Regions from separate parts of the Homo sapiens genome. Here region 1 is linked to region 2. A link is an interaction called in ENCODE POLR2A ChIA-PET data of the cell type or tissue named here. Cell type or tissue: K562. All regions are shown on one strand.

Region 1 (5,000 bases), 800 kb before region 2:
GGTTCATTACTGCCAAGAAAAATTTCAATGTTTTCTCAGATTTAGAGTTTCAGATAAACTAACCTGTCAGAGATGTAATTTACAAGAGCTTATTCCTCCATATTTTGGACACATTAATTCAATTTTACATGAAAATGTCTATCTTTACGTTGGAAACTAGGGTGGTTCACATTCATGTGGCTCTATGTTAACACAAACCAAGTTATTACCATAAATCATTTCACCTAACAATTTATCTTACAGATTAATATGGATATTGCAAATGCTGCTCTGAGTACAATTCTTTGCTTTATGTTTTTAACAGCAATCTTTCTCTAGAATTTTCCAGGGCATAGTGACAAGAAGGCTACAAAAAGAAAAAAGGTCTAACTCAAACCTAAGTAAGCAATAATTCCAAGTGGATATTTGCCTGCCCAGGAGAGAAATAATTAGCAAAAGGTCATTCAGTTTAGTTGGCTACACTCCAATAAACTGAAAACACTTTACACACACTCTATCTGCCATTTAAATGCCTAAAAAATAGATCATTTGGAATAGTGTTTTTATTTTTCTTCAGAGTCTCAAATTTTAACCAATACATTATCTACAGAATTTAATACCTTTTTTCAAGGTCATTTGGAAGGAATTTATTCCTTAATTTATAGTATTAAACCTTCATAATTTCTAGAAGGCAACTAAACATTAAGGATAGGGGACTCTGCTCCTATAAAACAAGTGGCTATTAATATAGTCCAATTATTTCCATTCAGAGAAAAAAAATGTAGTGAAAGTTGGATACTGTAGCTCTACTAACCATTTCTAATCAGAATGTAGCACATTACTGCAATCTTACAATAACTAAGATGAAAAGCATAATCCCTATATATGACTAAATGACTATTACTGAGCCAAATTACAGGCCCTCTATGGGCTTCTGGACCTCAAATTCCACATGATTTAAAAAAGAAAAAACTACTAAACACATTTCATGTTAATACTGCCTGTTACCACTTTGTAAAATTTAAAATATCAACATTAAAAAGAGTAAAATAGGGCTAGGCATGGTGACTCACACCTGTAATCCCAGCACTTTGGAAGGCTGAGGCAGGTGGATGACCTGAGGTCAGGAGTTCAAGACCAGCCTGGCCAACATGGTGAAACCCCGTCTCTACTAAAAACACAAAAAATTAGCTGGGCGTGGTAGCGGGTGCCTGTAATCCCAGCTAGTCGGGAGGCTGAGGCAGAAGAATAGCTTGAACCCGGGAGGCGCAGGGTGCAGTGAGCCGAGATCGCGCCATTGCACTCCAGCCTGGGCGACAAGAACGAAACTCTGTCTCAAAAAAAAAAGTAAAATGAGACCTAGCCCATCTCAGAGTAGAAACAATAAAAAACTCAGACCTGTTACCCAGAAGCAACAAAACATGCAATAATATTACATCATTTGGATTTTTCTCAAGCACAATTATCAAAAGCAAATTTCTTCTTTGTTCTATTAACATGTTTTATAATATGAGAAATCATTCACTGCCTCCATTCATTTCTTTCTTTTAAACATTATAAGCCATTACCCCCTAGAATACTTTTTGTTTATAAACTATGAAAGTTATTGCTTTGAGCAAAATCAAATTAAGATTCTATATGGGTAGAGATAATTCAGACTCTTATGGCCAGAAAGGACCCATCCAAGAAGATGTTTAAAACCACTCTGGGGAAGTGCTGAAGATGGCCAACTAGCTGCAGCCAGGATGAACATCTGCTGCCACCAAGAGACTGGGACATTAGGAAGCCTGGGGCATTCTAAGCAGATCTTTGGAGGGAAGGCATTCAGAGTGGATGAAGGGAGGACAAAGATGCTGGACCAAAGGGGTAGGAAGCTGGGGATCCAGCACAGGGCTACCGTGCACAGGTATTCATTCTTGGCCCCCAACAACTCCAAAGGAAGGGAAACAAAGTCAGTTGACTAAACTCACCTTATACCACAATCAAACCCCCAAGGGCATCAAAGAAGATAAAAACAAACAAACAAGCAAGCAAGCAAAAAAAAAAAAAAAAAAAAACCACACATCCAAAAGACAGCAACTTCAAAGACTGAATGCTCAGCTCATACAGATGAGAAAGAACCAGTGTAAGAACTCTGCCAATTTAAAAAGCCACAGTGTCTTCTCACCTCCACACAACCACACTAGTTCCCCAGCAATAGGTCTTAACCAGGTTGAAATGACTAAAATGACAGAAACAGAATTCAGAATATGGATAAGAATGAAGATCATCAAGATTCAGGAGAAAGCTGAAACCCAATAAAGGATTCTAAGGAATACAATAAAATGATTTGGGAGATGAAAAATGAAATGGCCATTGTAAGAAAGAACCAAAGTGATCTGATAGAGCTGAGAAACTCACTTTAAGAATTTCAGAAGACAATCCAGTATTAACATCAGAATTAGCCAACTGGAGAAAAGAAACCCAAAGCTCAAACACTGGTTCCCCAAAATAACTCAGACTAAAATTAAAAAGACTCAAAAAAGAACAAACAAAACCTCTAAAAAATTTGGCATTACATTAAGAGACCACATCTACATCTCACTGGTGTCCCTGAAAAAGAGGGAGAGAAAGCAAGCAACGTGGAAAACATATTTTAGGATATAATTCGCGAAAATTTCCCCAGCCTCACTAGACATGCCAACATTCAAATATAAGAAATGCAGAGAATGCCTCTGAGATACTATATAAGACAACTATGCCCAAGACACATAGTCTTCAGATTCTTAAAGGTCGAAATAAAAGACAAAATAAAAGACAGCTGGAGAAAAGGGACAGGTAACCTACAAAGGGAACCCCACAGACTAACAGTGTACCTTTTGGCAGAAAACCTATAAGCCAGAAGAGATTGGGGGTTTATATTCAGCATTCTTAAGGAAAAGAAATTCTAATCAAGAGCTTCATATCCTGCCAGATTAAGCTTCATAAATGAATCCTTTTCAGATGAGCAAATGCTAGGAATTTGTCACCACGAGACCTGCCTTATAGACACTCCTTAAGGGTGTGCTAAATATGGAAAGGAAAGACCATTACTAGACACCACAAAAACTCACTTAAATACATAGGCCATTAGCCCTACAAACAATTACACAATCAAGTCTGCATAATAACCAGGTAACAATCCGATGACTGGATCAAATCCACACCTATCAATATAAACTTTGAATGTAAATGGGCTAAAAGCCCCCATTAAAAGGCACAGAGTGGCAAGTTAGATACAGAAGAAAGACCCAACTGTATGCTGCCAAAAAGAGAACCATCACATGTGCAATGACACCCACTGGCTAAAAGTAAAGGGACAGAGAAAAATCTACCAAGTCAACAGAAAACAGAACAAAACAGGGGTTGCTATTCTAACTTCAGACAAAACACACCTTAAACCAAAAAGATTAAAAAAAGATAAAGAAGGGCATTACATAATGCTAAAGGGTTCAATTCAACAAGAAGACCTAACTATCCTAAATATATGCACCAAACATAAAAGCACCCGGATTCATATAGCAAGTTCTTAGAGATCTACAAAGAGACTTAAGATAACCACACAATAATAGTAGACTTCAACACCCCACTGATAGAATTAGATCACTGAGGCAAAAGACTAACAAAGATAAAATCTGAACTCAATATTAGACCAAAAGAACCTGACAGATATCTACAGAACTCTACACCCAAAAACAACAAAATATATATTCTTCTCATCTGTACATGGTACATACTCTAAATTCCATCACATAATTGTCCATAAAACAATCCTTAGCAAATTAAAAAAAAATAAAAACAATAGCAATCACACTACTGAACCAGTGCAATAAAAATAGAAATTGATAGTAAGAAAATCACTCAAAAGCATACAATTTAATGGAAATTAAACAACCTATCCTGAATGACTATGGGGTAAATAATAAAATAAAGGCAGAATTAAAGCAATTCTTTGAAACTAATGAGATCAAAGATGCAATGTAACAGAAACTCTGGGACACAGCTTAAGCAGTGTTAAGAGAAAAGTTTATAACACTAAATGTCCACAGCAAAAAGTTAGAAAGACCTCAAATTAACAATCTAACATCACACATCACACCTAGAGGAACTAAAGAAACAAGAAGAAACCAATTACAAAGTTAGGAGAAGACAAGAAATAACCAAAATCAAAGCTGAACTGAAGGAAACTGAGACATAAAAAAATATACAAAAGACTGAGTCCAGGAATTAGTTCCTTGAAAGAATATGACTGATAGACTACTAAGTAGACTTAAAAAAAAAACAGGAGAGAAAGAGAGAGAGATAGCTCCAAATAAACACAGTCAAAAATGACAAAGGGGACATTACCACCAAACCCACAGAAATACAAAAAACCCTCAGAGACTACTATGAACACCTCTATGCACAAACTAGAAAACATAGAAGAAATGAATAAATTTCTGGAAACATACAACCTCCCAAGATTGGACCAGGAAGAAATTTAATCCCTGAACAGACCAATAGTAAAGTGAAATTGAATGAATAATAAAAAGCCTACCAACCAGACAATGCCCAGGACCAGATGAGCTCACAGTTGAGTTCTACCAGATGCATAGAGAGGAACTGGTATTGTTCCTACTAAAACCATTCCAAATGCTTGAGGAAGAGAGACTCCTCCCTAACTCATTTTATGAGGCCAGCATCATCCTGACACCAAAACCTGGCAGAGACACAACAAAAAATGAAAGCTTCAGGCCAGTATCAATGATGAACATGGATGCAAAAATCCTTAACAAAATACTAGCAAACCAAATCCGGCTGCACATCCAAAAGCTAATCCTTCATGATCAAGTGGACTTTATCCCTGGGATGCAAGGTTGGTTTAATATATACAAATCAATTAATGTGATTTACCACATAAACAGAACTATAAGCAAAAACCACATGATCATTTCAACAGATACAGAAAAGGCTTTCAATAAAATTCAACATGCTTCACGTTAAAAACCCTCAACAGGCTGGGT
Region 2 (5,000 bases):
TGAGAAACCCTGCCATCACTTTCCGCCATCACAGTGGACACCTGAGGCCTCCCCAGAAGCTGATGCTGCCATGCTTTCTGTATAGCTATAGCCTGCAGACCCATGAGCCAATTAAGCCTCTTTTCTTTATAAATTACCCAGTCTCAGGTATTTCTTTATAGCAATGCAAGAATGGACTAATACACCAATTGATTTATGAGGCAGTTGTGTATTAGACATAAGGATTCAGAGAAGGATTCCAGGAGCTTCTTTCCCTTTCTTTGAGTTAATGCACAAGATTCTTTCAAATTCCCCTTGCTACCCAGAGGAAGCCAAGCGAGGTGGCAGGGACCCATTCTGAGCTTGGCCCCATGTCTGCACCAGCTCATTCATGAAATAAAGAAAATGTAGCTTCTCAGAGAATATCATCTGAGTATCCTGGCAGTTGAGGCCGTTCTCTTCCTGGTGTGTAGTGTAGGAAACTGTGGCCAAATAAAATCATGCTTGCTTCAGTCAGTTTTACCTCTGGACAATTTGACACTGATTCCTTTCGTTCTTCTTGCTTCTAACATGAGGTCAGGAGTTAGCTCTTAAAAATAAGTGTCCCTTGGCTGGGTGCAGTGGTTCACTCCTGTAATCCTAGCACTTTGGGAGGCAAAGGCAGGCGGATCGCTTGAGGTCAGGAATTCAAAACCAGCCTGGCCAATAGAGTGAAACCGCGTCTCTACTGCAAATACAAAAAATTAGCCAGGCGTGGTGGCACGTGCCTGTAGTCCCAGCTACTCGGGAGGCTGAGGCATGAGAATCTCTTGAGCCCAGGAGGTGGAGGTTGCAGTAAGCCGAGATCACGTCACTGCACTGCAGCCTGGGTGACAGAGCAACGCTCTGTCTCAAAATAAATGAATAAATAAATAAAATAAAAAGTGTCCCTACCCCTTGCATTTTTGGCTCATTCATGGACACCCTTTCTCCTTCTGGCCTGTTTCTAAGACTTCCAGTTCCTGACCCCAAACCCATGTCCTATTTTGACCACATTCCTGTGACTGGCTGCTTTCCACCACTCTGGACAAACTCCAGGCCCAGGGCTGCCTGGCCCTATACCTGTCAAAGTTGGCCTTTACCAGCCCACCCCGTCCAACGTAGGCATAGCCCTGTGAGCAGGGCTCAGATGAGGGTACAGTCTTATTTGCGGGGTTTAGGGGAAGGGAAGATGACCACAGGATCTCAGAATTTCTGTTTCATCAATTAGCGTTGACATGTCTTTTGTCTCATTTCTCACACCCATTGGAAAGAGAGACCCCCCTCACCTTATACTTCGGATTTGGCATCAGAGGCCTTTCCCACTCCCCATCCATAGCCTCCTTCCAGTTATCTGGCTTCTTGGCTTCTGGATCCAGGATGTATTCAAAGTCTTCCCAGTACTAAAATGAAATGTTCCTTCATGAGGATAGATGCGTAGGCTGAGAAAAAACTGGGGTCCAGGCTGGGCGTGGTGGCTCACATCTATAATCCTAGCACTTTGGAGGCCAACGTGGGAGGACTGCTTGAGCCCAGGAGTTCAAGACCGGCCTGGGCAATATAGTGAGACCCCATCCCTACCCCAAAGAACTTTAAAAATTAGGCAAGTGTGGTGGCATGCACCTGGTGGGAGGATCTGAGCCCAGGAGGCAGAGGTCACAGTGAGCCATGATCATGCCATTGCACTCTAGCCTGGGTGACAGAGCGAGATCATCTCAAAAAAAAAAAAAAAAAAGAAAGCAAGAAAGAAAAGAGAAGAAAGGAAAAGAAAAGAAAAGAAAACGGGGGTCCAGAGTGCTGTCAGGCTGGACCTGGCTCCTTCCCTCTGCCCCCTCCCATCATCATCTATATGAAGGTCCAGCTCAGGACCTGTAAACAAATGCAGGGCAGAAAAGAAAGAGGCTTTAAGCACTTCCAATCCCTCCTCTGGGTTCACTATCATTTTGACCTTGAGTTCTTTAAGCTTAAGTAAGATGGGAATTTCCCTTGTCTCTGGCCACACCCTCCCCCACAATCATGGGCCCTTATTGTTATAATAGGTATTTTAGCCTAGGTCCCTCTTCTTGAAGGCCTCTTGGTGACCTGCTTTGTATCCCAGTATGCTCCCAGGCCTGTGTCAGTCCTTCCTTGTACCCCAGGACCCTCTGATTTCCTAAGACAGAGATCTACAAGATCAAAAACAGCCTACCCCAACTTTTATATTTCTATGCTGTGGAGCCTCCAAGGCTTTGCTCTGCCTGCCTGGCAGTTTGCTTTGGTTGTGACCATTTGTCCAGAATGACTGAAGGCTTCTATGCCAGCCCACCAAATTCACAGTCATTCAACACAATTGTGATTGGGAAAGTTCTCTGGTTCCTAGCCTGTTCTAGCCGTTTTATGATTCCTAAGACAGACAGCATCCTATCCTGGGGGCTATAGTTGTGACAGTGCCCTGTTGATTTAATCAGTTTCCATCTTCCCTTGTTCCACTCAACAGGGAGCATAGAGGCCTGCAGCCTCTCTACTCTCCCCAAGTCCTTGAGCCAAGCCAACCCTGACTACATCAGGTGCATGGTCCTCACCAGGAGGGGAGGGTCCATGTTTAGTCTTCCTACCCTAAGCCTGCCTTCTGGGCATGGCAGCAACCCAGCCCCTTATTTTTCCATGGTGCTGAAGGCCCAGACACTTTGCCTGATCATCTGCCTTAATTCCCTTACTACACCTCCCTCCACCAAGGATTGGGGCCCTTTGCTAAATCTCCCTACACGTGGCTAGGCAACTGCCCGTCTCTCTGCAGGCCTCTCTTTAGGGGCTGGACTCCAGTTACCTGGTCCCATGCTGACCCCTGCCTGACCTCAAGCATCTCTTCTGCATGACACTGACTCTGCTCTGACCTGCAGAGTAGCAATGTGGTGGGTGAGGCCCTTCCTGGCCTGGCTCCAACAGACCTTTCCAACCTTATCTCCTACCATGCCCCACCTTGAACCTTATGTTCCCCAAATACTGAACTACTGCTGTCAGTTTTTTACACACCATGTTATTTCCTAACTAACCACTGTGCCTTTGCTCCTGCTGTTCCCTGAGTCTGGAATGTCTTCCCTCCACCCCAGTTTCCCTCTTACTTTTCTCTAATAAATCTATTATTTGAAATTCAGCATATTATTAACATATAAAGGCCATACATTAAGGACTTCCTATATACCAGACACTACATTATGTATTTTTTATTAGCTCATTTAATCTTCACAGTAACCTTCACACGTAAGTATTAAAATAATACCTGTTTGTGAAGTTGACTTTCACAGCAGTTATATTCCTTGTGCAGAGTTAACTGCTAGTAGGATGGGGTCCCATAGTTAGAAAAAGGTGGTGCTCCAACCCATATCAGCCTGACCCCAGAGTTTATGTTTCCAACTCCTAGGTTAACTCACTCACTCAAGCATTTCCTTCTCTTTCTCAGACCACTGCCTACACCTCAACTCAGGCTGGGCTGGGATCCGCTTTTGGGCTCTCACTGGCTTGCCTCCCTGGCTCTCAGCACTGATCACATATTTTGATCTTTGTTTTCTTATCTGCCTCCCTTACTATATTCAGAATCCCTAGAGGGCAAGGGTTGTTCTATTCATAGCTATATCCAGTACAGCTTTCCAGAATAATAATAATGAGCCAATGAGTATACTCCACACATTCCCCATATTGATAACTTAAGAGTCAAAAAGATGTAGGTTCAAATCTTGGTTCTAACGCATGTATGCTTGGGCAAGTTACTTCATTTTCTAAGCATCAGTTTCCTTATCCACAAAAGAGGGATCATAACACATTGTTCACAGAGGCTGCTGGATCCCCAACAAAGGTGAGTGGCTGCCCTCTTCCCTCCATGCCTCTTTGGAAAACAATATCTAGCTGAACAACTCCTTGAGGGATTGATGTCCCCAGTCTCTGCTCCATCATTCCCAGCCTCCTTCTCCTATCTCCACAGCTGAGATCCCACCTGCTTCCCAGCCAAATGCCCTCTGATGTCAGGTTTCTTGTCTTCCAGATCCTCTATGTGCAGGCGTTCATCCCATTTCTTTGGTTTCTGGGCGTAGGGTCTTTTATTTTCCTGGGAGGCAAGAAGTCCCAGTCCTCCTCCAGAGCCCCAGCTGCCACCTGCTGGTTGTCAATTTTAACCTCATAAGTAGCATTGGGGCGAATAATCAGAGTGTACAGGTGAGGGTCTTTATTGATCTATAAAGGGAATGGGGAAATATTTCAGTTCCATTTTGAACATCTTTAGATCCCAAGCATTAAATGCACCAGACCCTCAGTTCCCTGAATGCCACCACCCACATAGTCACAAACAAACCTTACCACACTCTTTAACCCATTTTTCTGGTTAACCTTATATGGATTCTGGGCCTCTTCTCATAGTACACACTCCTCTGGTCTCCCTAGCCTTCATCCTTCCCTGCACTGCAGCTCTCATCATTCTCTGATCTTACCTGTCTTTCTGCCTGTCCCACTAGACTGTGAGCAGGTGTCATATATGATTTGTCTGTTGTGTCTGCAGCTTCCAGCATGAGGCCTGCCCCAGAGGAGGATCTCAGAGAGCTCCTGCATGGTACAGCCTTTACACAGTCTTGCTAAAGAAGGCCTTGGGTGTGAAACACTCATTCTCCAATGACTCCTGTGGGCTTTTCTAGGCTCGGTTCCTGCCTCTCTCCATGCTCCCACTTGCAGTGCTACTCTTTCTCAAGTCGCTGTGACTTTCCTTCTGTGATTATCTTTTCTAAGAATTCAATTCTCCCTAAAATTGTCTTATCACTTCACAAGATCAAGTCATGTTCATCTTCTGAAGTGCAGCTCAGGAGAACTCTTACCTAAGAAGTATTTCCTTAGCCTCCAGGTTGGGTAGGGGTCCTCTTCTGTGCTCCCACAGATGCCCAGCATACTAGGTAGTCACTTTGCTTGACTCTTACCTTCATTGACTGTGAGTTCTGTGAAGTCAAAGGCCATGTCTGGCCCACTCTGTCCCCAGCCTAAGG

What was found. ChIA-PET counts read pairs that join two places held together with the same protein. Peaks named below come from ENCODE experiments on the same cell type or tissue, not always from the same donor. Only the 100,000 strongest peaks of a DNase experiment are listed, where the experiment ranks them.
Region 1: POLR2A ChIA-PET joins it to region 2 with 7 read pairs; 2 of 35 experiments call an interaction of 5 or more read pairs at or near these places.

The regions. Positions count from the first base shown.
Region 1 is chr1:50,764,777-50,769,776 of GRCh38, forward strand. All of the region lies in intron 4 of FAF1 (Fas associated factor 1), which reads right to left. Among named protein-coding and RNA genes, the nearest start is that of FAF1, 190 kb to the right of the region's middle. In K562, no CTCF peak of the experiment used is centred here; no DNase peak of the experiment used is centred here.
Region 2 is chr1:51,562,339-51,567,338 of GRCh38, forward strand. All of the region lies in intron 2 of EPS15-AS1 (EPS15 antisense RNA 1), which reads left to right. It also overlaps a transcript of OSBPL9 not described here and the pseudogene CALR4P. Among named protein-coding and RNA genes, the nearest start is that of EPS15, 46 kb to the left of the region's middle. In K562, a CTCF peak has its summit at 4,124 (motif pointing left); a DNase peak (open chromatin) is centred at 2,898.